Regions from separate parts of the Homo sapiens genome. Here region 1 is linked to region 2. Evidence: chromatin loops called from intact Hi-C (ENCODE). Cell type or tissue: heart right ventricle. All regions are shown on one strand. Each heading gives the region's core, and the rest is flanking DNA. Links, peaks and the distances in the headings are about the cores only.

Region 1 (5,389 bases), core at 167-5,166, 91 kb before region 2:
ATTTGAAAATTTACTAAATTACTAAATTTTAATAAAATACAAATAATTTGCTAAATTATATAAGCTATTCTAATAAATGCATATGAACTTCTATCCTGTACACAAAAATGACTCTCCCGTTGTTCATCGAATATATTTTTTAAATTAATGATATATTAGACAATAAAAAGGCAACATTTTTCCCAAATCAAAAATTACGGAGGCCACATTTTGTGAACTCTACTGTCATTAATTTCTGATTAGTCCATCATTTCATTGTTTAAATGTCGTATTTGACCTAGTAGTTATTAAGCGTTTGTTACTTGTTTTTTATTTCAGCATAGTGTATTCTTTTTTTTCCCTTCAACTTTTATTTCAGATTCAGGGGCTACATATACAGGCTTATTATCGGGGTATATTGTGCGATGCTGAGGTTTGGGGTGTGAATGAGCCTGTCACCTAGGTACTGAGTATATACCCAACAGTTTGTTTTTCAGCCCTTTCTCCTCTCCCTCCTCTAGTAGTCCCCAGTGTCTACTGCTGCCATCTTTATGTCCATGAGTATCCAATGTTTAGCTCCCACTTGTGTGTGAGAAGACATCGTATTTGGTTTGCTGTTCTTGCATTACTTCATTTAGGATAATGTCCAGCTGCATTCATGTTGTTGCAAATGACATGATCTCTTTCCCTTTTTACGGCTGCACAGTATTCTATGGTGTGCATATACCCAGTATGGTGGATTATCTTCGATCACATTTTGGCTAAGCGAGTTTTGAAATGGCGTAAGTCTTTTTCCCTCCAGTGTTTTATTCATTCATTATTGATATTAACTAGTATTTATAGACTCATTTATTATAGACTCAATCACTTTCTACTGTCAAATGGGAAATGAAAAAGACTCACTGATGTTTCTTGGTGTTGTGTATTGATGGTATAATTATTGGAAATTTCCTATACAGGGGACTATTGTCAAGGATCAGAACTTCTTTTATCCTGCTCCTTTGCAGATGGATCACTTTTCGTATTCATTGCTGTTTTTTAGAATAGTTTTCCATTCAGAACAAAGGGTAGATTCAGTTGGGCAGCAAGGAGATTTGTCTAACAGGAGCAAAAAAGGAGATCTGAAAAAGGAAGAAGGGATTATCCAGACTATGATGGCCAGATGGAAAGCAGGGCCGGGCATCAGGCGATGAGGACAGCCCACAAGGAGACAGTTTGTGTCTATGAATGGTACAGTCCTACACTCATGAGGTCGACTTGTAAAACCATTTGAGTGGTTGATTCACACTGAGAGATGAAAACTCATTTTCTTGATTGTTTTGGTTAGGAAGGGTTCTAGAAGAAAATAGTTGACTGAGTTTCTTGAAGGGAGAATGATGAAGAACAGAGAGAGCACTGCAATTATCCTGCTTTGAGACTGCTGAATGTACACGTTTTATTTCAGCCAGGGTTATGTGAAAAGATGAGGCTGTAAAAATAAGGATGAAATAAAAATAGGTGGAGATAAGTGCATTGCATTTCTAATTACCTACTGAGCAGTAGTACATAATGAGAGAATTGATACTAAATGCAACAATGCAATTAGAAATATTTTATTGGGTTTTTGCAAGTAACATTTGATATCTGTTTTTTAGTGATTAAAGAATCATGAATTCCAGCAAGTACACAATTGTACATTTTTGCAATTCATTATCATCGGTATAGGCAGAATGAGTTGCCGTATTATTTACATGGGGCAGAACCAAATGGGTTGATCACAGCCCTCAAGGTCTCCCTGCCCAATAACAGCCATTTTGGACACATTCCAGAAAATGGTTTAACTTTGTAAATAATGCAATCTTTCTACAATTTCCTTTCCCTCTAGGTTTTGTCTCTCGAATAATTTCAGGTGTGATCCTTGGTGTCATTGCACTAAGACCCAGCAAGGGTCTGGTGCTGGACAGGTAACGTTGAACAGAGAAACCGGAATGTTCACCCGCACTGCTGGGCTCTGCAGTTTGCACTGCAGCATCGTTTGGTAAAATAACTTGTGAGAGGAGATAATGTTGTTTGAAAGAGTTCTTTAGATCCAGTTATATATGCATTTTCTTTGGTTTTCTTTAGTGATTGCCATTCTTCCTGTCACGCTGAGAGGAGCACCTGGAGACGCTGATGTCTTCCTTTTCCTTGTGAAAGGAAGGCCACGGGTGGCTCAGGTGGTGCGCCCACTGACACAGTAACGGGAAAGGAAATTCATGGTCTCAGGCCATTGTGACCTTCGACATTTTGACATGGAAGATTTTAAAATACAAACTTAAAAAATTATAATTATGGCAACACTGAGACATTGTTCATCAAGCTTGTGGCTTCTGAAACAGATCCCATAATGTCAAACTAAGTTATGGGTCAGTGTTTTATATGGCACAGTTAAATAGCTTCCATATTTCCATGTAATTTTCTCATTGGAATTAACTTTTATATTTAACACACAGATTTGATTCCTTTAAGGAATATTTTCTGCCATCAAATTTGACAGACTCACTTCTCCTGTTGTGAATTTTTATTTACAGTAATTATATCTCTTGACAAATTTTTATAGATCGAATTTTGCAGTTCTACAATTCAGGATATTGTGATTTATCTGCCAGTTTTAAAGCAACAGAAAATCTTACTGTATGCGGTTTCAGTCAGTGTCAGTTTTACCTCTTTTTAATTATTTTCTGAAGTGAATGCACCATTTTGCCTCACCAGCAACACTGGAATTGTGTAACTAGGAGGATTATGGCTGCCTCTGCTGAGTCCTGCAGGTTGGAAGTGGAGGAAAGCCAGCAGTAACGGGCCTCAGCCAGCTCCCACACAAACTGAAGGGCCGGGTCTCTCTCCCACCACACCCCACACGACAGCCCAAAGTCTGTTTCCAGGAAGAGGGTGAGAAGGACTTGAAAATTTGCCTGAAGCTATCCGCCTCCCAGCTGTGAGAGAAAAGGGCTTGGTTCTTCCCCTGCCTGTGAATTCCTGCCCTCCCTGAGTTCTGGCCAGGAGGTTTCTCACTGGGTTCAAATTGTTACAAAGTTAAGGGAGAGAATTCCTTCTCCCTGTGGAGTTTTACCCCCTGCTCCTCTGCCCACCTTCCCAATGGATCCTTGTGGTGCCAGGCAGGAATGGGCTGCTGGGGACCGAGCGAGCTCCCAGGGCCTTTCTGCTGCTTTGTCCTACCCCTGTATTTCACTGGCTCTCTAACTTGACTCAGCTCCGGGTCAAGTCCAAAACTTCTCCCGCAAACAGACCTTCAGCTTCTCTAGTTGGTGGGGTGTGTTCGGGGGAGGAGGGTCTCCCTTTCCCACCTCTGCACCTGGGGCACTCACAGTATTTGGGGTGTCCTGCAAGGAGCTGTCTGCTTCTTTCAGAGAGCCTGCAGGTCCTCTGAGAATTGCTGATTTGTTCTTGCAGTCCATCTGGAGCTAAAATTCACAATGCAAGCCTCTGCATGCTACTCTGTCCAGAGCTGCAAACTAGTCCTCTCTACCATATTTTTCTAACATGATTTCTGAGTTTTCTCTTCTTTTCAAGGACTCCTTATGCCACACTGATTTTCTTCTGTTTTCTTCTAGAAGTTTTAGAGTTTTAGCTCATACATTTAGAACTATAACACCTTTTTGTATTAATGTTTTATGTATATTGTGAGGCAATGGTTGAGCTTAATTTTTCCTCCCAAACTGTTACCCAATTATTACAGCAAGCATTCTTTAAAAGGACTGTTTTGTTCTCATTGAATTTTCTTGGAATCTTTACCAAAAGCCAACTGACTATGTATGTTTGCATCGGTTTTTGTATACTCTGTTCTGTTCCATTGATGTGTATATTGTGCCAATACTACACTCTTTTGATTAGTTTAGTTTGCTGTAATTTTTTAAAACCAATTGCATAAGTCCTCCAAACTTATTCTTGTTTTTCAATTTGTCTTGGCTATTCTAGGTCACTTCCATAGGTTCTGAGAATAAGAGAATCAGTAGTTTCTGGTATTCTTCCTTGTGTCCTTTGTACGAGAGTGGATGCCTGGGCAAGGTATGCTGCTGAAAGACTGCATAGCCCAGCAGTTTTCTTTCACCTAGATATGGTCATGTGACACATTTCTGGCCAATCAGATGCAAGCATAAGTGTTGCCTTAGGACTTCCAAGAAGGCTCTTTGCGGGAGTAAGGCGGCACCCTTCTGGCTTTTCTTTGTCTTTGTTTGAAATGAAATGTAGAAGTAATGACGGGCTAGAGCTTTTGAAAGACAGATACTTTTAACGATGAGATAATCTATTGAAGATGGAAGCCGGCACTGAAGAGCAGAACAATAGGAACTGGAAGCCCTTGATTATTTTTTGTTTCCTTTTTTAAAACCATAGCGTCACCAGACCAGATTTTTTCTGGATTCTTTTATGTGAAAGGAAAATAAACTTCTATGTTGCTTAATCCTGGTATTTTGCATTGTTCTGTCACATGCAGCCAAACTGACATGGGTTCTAAGATTTACCTTTTCTGTCCACACATCTTAGAGAGAAGGTAATTTTATCCTTGCCTGTTCCAATGCAGTGTAAATGGATCTTTATTCTTCATAGGTTTATTCCCTGATTAATGGGGACAGTTTGAATTAAATTCTCTCTCATTAAAATGAGTACTCTTTCAAATAGTACCTAGATAGTCGTTGTGTATCCATTTCTCCCTAGTCAGCTCTTGTACTTAGGAGAAAGCTGATCCTTAGCTTTGGGGTGTTTCCTTTCGGTTTGTGTCAATTAACATAAAAGATAACTGTGCACCAGCGGCCCGTGACCTAAGCATGAGCTGTTCCTGCAGCCAACATAGAATTAGTAATCTGCAAAAGACATAGTGACGAGACAGCATCTCTTAGCATCTGGGTCAAGAAAACTTGTACTTTATTCCTCAATTGGACTTCCAGGTACGTGAACCAATACATAATTATTTAATCCAGTCTAAGTTGAGTTTTCTGCAATGTAAATATGCCTGCATTGATGAATATATTGTTTTATGGAGCTCTCTAAGAAAGTACAGAAGGAGTTACAGGCAATGGTTGTGCTGTTGGTATCTGGAAGCCATGTTGCTTTGTCTCCCAGGGCTTTTTCTTGGTATTTACTAAAATCCATCATCTGACAGGTTCTCTCAACGGGGAGTGCATCCCAAGAAATTTTTGTCTTCCCTCTCAAACTTGATCTGTTCTGTCCACTGTGAGAGTGAATTCATTACTTTCATGTGAAGTTATTTTAAGTAGATAGCCTTCACATCAAGAAATTTAGTTTGTGGTGTTTACATGCATATTTTTCTGCTTTAGCTTGCTCAAGTTGAAATTCACCTGCAAAAAAAAAATGAGTTCAAGAAGGTTTTGAAAGTGTCTCCCTCAAATTTCAGCTCTTGTACTTGCCATCCAGA
Region 2 (5,389 bases), core at 228-5,227:
GGTAAATTTGAAAGGCAGTCTAGGACACAACTGCAGTTCTTAGGCAACCGCTAGCACTGGATAGGGCTTAGAGCCAGTGGACTAAGGTGGCATGTGACCTAGAAAGACACCAGTGGGGTTGCTAAGGAAATGCTTAACCCACCCCTCCCCCAACCCCAGACAGCACAACTCACAGCAACAAAAGTGACTCCTTCCTTCTACTTGAGGAGAGGGGAGCAAAGAATAAAGACGGCTTTGTCTTGTATCTTGGATACCAGCTTATCCACAGTAGGAACACTGGGTAGAGTTGTGAGGCTTGTTGTATAAGAAATGCTAAAGGACGTTCTTTAATCTGAAACAAAATGATGTTAATGAGCAAGAAGAAATTATCTGAAGGTCCAAAACTCACTAGTAATAGTAAGCACGCAGAAAAACACAGAATAGTATAACATTGCAATTGTGGAGTGTAAACTGCTCTTCACTTAAATGATGAATCAATCAAAAACATAACTACAACTTCAAGACATAGACAGTACAATAAGACACAATAACAACAAAAAATTAAAAAGCAGGAAGATGGAGTTAAAGTGTAGAATTTTTGTTAGTTTTCTTTTCGTTGTTCATTTGTTTGTTTATGCAGTTAGGGTTAAGCAGTCACAGATTTAAAATAATGGATTATACGATAGTATTTACAAACCTTGTGGTAACCTGAAATTGGGAAATATACAATGGATACACACAAAATACAATTTTAAAAAGCAATAAATTAAATTATACTGCCAGAGAAAATCACTTTCACTAAAATGAAGACAGAAAGTAAGAAAGAAGAGAAAAAAATCACCAAAAAAAAAAAAAAATCAGAAGGCAAATAACCAAATGGCAAGAGTAAGTCCTTACTTATCAATAGTAACGTTGAATGTAAAAAGACTAAACTCTCCAATCAAAAGACACAGAGTAGCTGAGTGGATAAAAAAGCAAGAACCAGTGATCTGTTACCTGTAAGAAACACATTTCACCTGTAAAAATACACAAAGACTGGAAATAAAGGGATGAAAATAGATATTTCATGTCAACTGAAACCAAAAAAAGAGCAAGAATAGCTATTCTTAGACAAAATAGATTTCAAGATAAAAGCTGTAAGAAGAGACAAAGAAGGTCATTATATAATGATAAAGGGGTTGATTCAGCAAGAGGATATAACAATTGTTAATATATATGCACCCAACACTGGAGCACCCAGATATATAAGGGAAATATTATTAGAGCTAAAGAGAGAGATAGGCCCCAATACAATAGTAGCTGGAGATTTCAACGGCTCACTTTCAGCATTGGACAGATCTTTAAGACAGAAAAGCAACAAAGAAACATTGGACTTAATTTGCAACACAGATCAAATGGACCTAATTAAATATTTAAAGAACATTTAATCCAATGGTTACAGAATACAAATTTGTCTCCTCAGCACATGAATCATTCTCAAGGATAGACCACACGTTCGGTCACAAAACAAGACTTAAAACATTAAAAAAATTAAAATAATATCAAGCATCTTCTCCAACCACAATGGAATGAAACTAGAAATCAATAAGAAATTTTGGAACCTATACAAACACATGAAAATTAAACAACATGCTTCTGAATGACCATTGTATCAATGAAGATATTAAGAAGGAAACTGACAATTTTCTTGAAACAAATGATGATGAAAACACAACATACCAAAACTTATGGGATACAGTGAAAGCTGTACTAAAAGGGAAATTTATAGCATTAAGTGCCTACATCGAAAAAAAAGAAAAATTCAAATAAATAACCTAATGATGCATCTTAAAGAACTGGAGAAGTCATTCTGGGAGGCTAAGGCAGGTAGATTGCTTGAGTCGAAGAGTTTGAGACCAGCCTGGGCAACATGGCGAAACCCCATCTCTACAAAAAATGCCCTAGCTTGGACCCAGGGTGCGTGTCTCCCCCACAGGGGGCACCCCAAAGCGGCAAGAAGTCCCCAGGGGCACAGAGACAGGAGGCCAGGCTTGCAAGGGGACATTGAGGCAGCCGGGGAAAAAAAGCGGTGAGGCCGAGGAGGAGGCTGGGGTCGTCCCGTGGAGGTCAGTGCCTCCTTGGCAGCCCCTGTGCCTGCCCGGGGGTGTTGTGGAGTCCTGGCTTGCACGCAGGGTGCGTGTCTCCCCAATGGGAGGCACCCCAAAGGGGCAAGAACTCCCCAGGGGCACAGGGACAGGAAGCCAGGCTTGCAGGGGGTCATTGAGGCAGCCCAGGATAAAAGCAGTGAGGCCGAGGAGGGGGCTGGGGTTTTCCTGTGGAGGCCAGTGCCTTCCGGGCAGCCCCTGTGCTGGGCCCCGGGGTGTCCTGGAGTCCCTGGCTTGCACCCAGAATGCGTGTCTGCCTAGGCTGCCATGGGAAGGTTTCTTGAGCTCAGAAGCGCAAGGCTGCAGTGGGCTGTAATTACATCATGACAGTGCAGCCTAGGCCACAGAGGAAAACCCTGTCTCAAAAAAAAAAAAAAAAAAGAAAGAACTAGAAAAGCAAGAGCAAACTAAATCCCAAATTAGTAGAATTAAAGAAATAATAAAGATTAGAGGAGAAATAAATGAATATGAAATAAAACAATATCAAAGAGTAATAAAACAAAATGTTTGAGTTTGAAAAGACAGTTGACAAACATTTAGCCAGACTAGTGAAAAAAGGAGACAAGACCTAAATAAATAAAATCAGAGATGAAAAAGGAGACATTACAACTGACACCACAGAAATTTGAAGGATCATTAGTAGCTACTATGAGCAACAAGTTGGAAAATGTAGAGGAAATAAATTCCTAGACATGTATAACCTACCGAGACTGAAACATGAAGAAATCCAAACTTGGACATACCAATAACAAGTAACGAGATAGAAGCTATAATAAAAATTCTCCCAGTTAAGAAAAGCTTGGGACCCAGTGGCTTCCCTGCTGAATTCTATCAAACTTTTAAAGAAGTATTGACACCAATCCTACTCAAACTATTCTTAAAAATAGAGGAGGAGGGAATACTTTCAAACTCATTCTATGAGGCCAGTATTACCTGATACCAAAGCCAGACAAAGACATATTAAAATAAAAAACTATAGGCCAATTCCTCTGATGAATATTGGTGCAAAAATCCACAATAAAATACTAGCAAACTAAATTCAAAAATACATTATAATGATCATTCATCATGACAAGTGGGATTTATCCCTGGGATCCAAGGATGGATGGTTCAACATATCTAATTCAGTCAATGTGATACATCACATCAACAGAATAAATGACAAAAAAAATGATCATTTCAACTGATGCTGAAAAAGCAATTGAGAAAATCCACCATCACATTATGATAAAAATCCACAAAAAACTGGTTATAGAAGGAACATACCTCAACTTAATAAAAGCCATACTTTACAGACCCACAGCTAGTATCATATTGAATGGGGAAAAACCGAAAGCCTTTCCTCTAAGATCTGTAACATGACAAGGATGCCCACTTTCACCACTGTTAATTCAACATGGTACTGGAAATCATAGCTAGAGCAATCAGACAAGAGAAAGAAAGAAATAAAGGATATCTGCACTGGAAAGGAAGAAGTCAAGTTATCCTTGTTTGCAGATGACATAATCTCATATTTGAGAAAACCTAAAGACTACACCAAGAAAACTATTAGAACTCATAAATAAATTCAGTAAGTTGCAGGATACCAAATCAACATACAACAATCAGTAGCATGTCTAGACACCAAGAGTGAACAATCTGAAAAAGAAATAAAAGAAGTAATTCCATTTACAATAGACACAAATAAAATTAAATACCTAAGAAATAAGTTAACCAAAGAAAGGAAAGATCTCTACAAAAAAAACTATAAAACACTGATAAAATAAATTGAAGAGGACACCAAAAAATGAAAAGATATTCCATGTTCATTGATTGGAAGAACAAATATTTTTAAAATGTCCATACTACCCAAAGCAATCTACAAAATCAATACACTCTCTATCAGAATACCAATGACATTCTTCACAGAAATAGAAAAAACAATCCTAAAATTTATATGGAACCACAAAAGATCCCGAATAGCCAAACCTATCCTGAGCAAAAAGAACAAAACAGGAGGAATCACTTTACCTGACTTCCAATTATACTGCAGAGCTATAGTAACCAAAACAGCATGGTACTGACATAAAAACAGACACATAGATGAATGAAACAGAATAGAGAACACGGAAAAAAATCCATAAATCTACAGTGAACCCATTTTTGACAAAGGTTCCTAGAACATACACTGGGGAAAGACAGCCTCTTCGATAAATGGTGCTAAGAAAACTGGATACCCATATGCAAGAATGGATGAATGAATGAAGAATGAAAGAGAATGAAACTTCTCCCCTGTATTAGTCCATTTTCATACTGCTATAAAGACATACCCAAGATTGGGTAATTTATAAAGAAAAGAGGTTTAATTGACTCTCAGTTCTGCAGGGCTTGGGAGGCCTTGGGGAACTTACAATCATGGTAGAAGCAGAAGAGGCACTTCTTACATGGCAGCAGGCAAGAGAGAGTGGTGAGGGAAGGGGGAAGAGCCCCTTATAAAACCACCATATATGGTGAGAGCTTACTTGCTATCATGAGAACAGCATGGGAGAAATCGCCCCCATGATTCAATTACCTCCAACTCGCAGTAAGTGGAGGACAAGTGGGGATTATGGACATGGCAACCCCTATGGCTTGCCATATAAAAAAATCAAATAAAAATCATTTAAAGACTTAAATCTAAGGCCTTAAACTATGAAACCACTGCAATAAAGCCTTAGGGAAACTCTCCAGGTCATTGGTCTGGGCAAAAATTTCTTGAGTAATACACCACAAGCACTGGCAACCAAAGCAAAAATGGACAAATGGAATCAAGTCAAGTTAAAAAGCTTCTACACAGCGATGGAAACAATCAACAAAGGGAAAGGACAACCCACAGGATGGGAGAAAATATGTGCAAACTATCCATCTGACAATGGATTAGTAACCAGAATAGTGAGGAGCTCAAACAACTCTATAGGAAAAAATCTGGTCTGATTAAAAAATGGTCAAAATATTTGAATAGACATTTCTTAAAAGAAAATATACAAATGGTAAACAGGCATATGAAAAGGTGCTCAACATCACTGCTCATCAGAGATATGCAAATCAAAACTATAATGAGATACCATCTTCTCCCAGTTAAAATGTCAGTTATTCAAAAGAGAAGCAATAACAAATGCTGGTGAGAATATGGAGAAAAGGGAACCCTCAGACACTGTTGGTGGGAATGCAAATTAGTACAACCAGTATGAAGAACAGTTTGGAGGTTTCTCAAGAAACTAAACATAGAGCTACCATAAAATCCAGCA

The links. Hi-C counts contacts between places; a loop is a spot of excess contacts. Peaks named below come from ENCODE experiments on the same cell type or tissue, not always from the same donor. Only the 100,000 strongest peaks of a DNase experiment are listed, where the experiment ranks them.
Region 1: a loop joins it to region 2, with 5 times the contacts of the local background. A loop is called at or near these places in 30 of 110 quality-filtered maps.

Annotation. Positions count from the first base shown.
Region 1 is chr18:11,391,198-11,396,586 of GRCh38, reverse strand. The region is part of intron 1 of LOC107985173 (a long non-coding RNA gene); the gene reads left to right. The region is part of intron 1 of LOC124904250 (a long non-coding RNA gene); the gene reads left to right. LOC105371995 (a long non-coding RNA gene) reads left to right here and starts at 4,812. Exons shown (of 2, transcript NR_188006.1): 1 at 4,812-4,901. In heart right ventricle, for the core only: no CTCF peak of the experiment used is centred there; a DNase peak (open chromatin) is centred at 2,846.
Region 2 is chr18:11,299,893-11,305,281 of GRCh38, reverse strand. No RefSeq gene overlaps it. Among named protein-coding and RNA genes, the nearest start is that of LINC01928, 150 kb to the left of the region's middle. In heart right ventricle, for the core only: no CTCF peak of the experiment used is centred there; no DNase peak of the experiment used is centred there.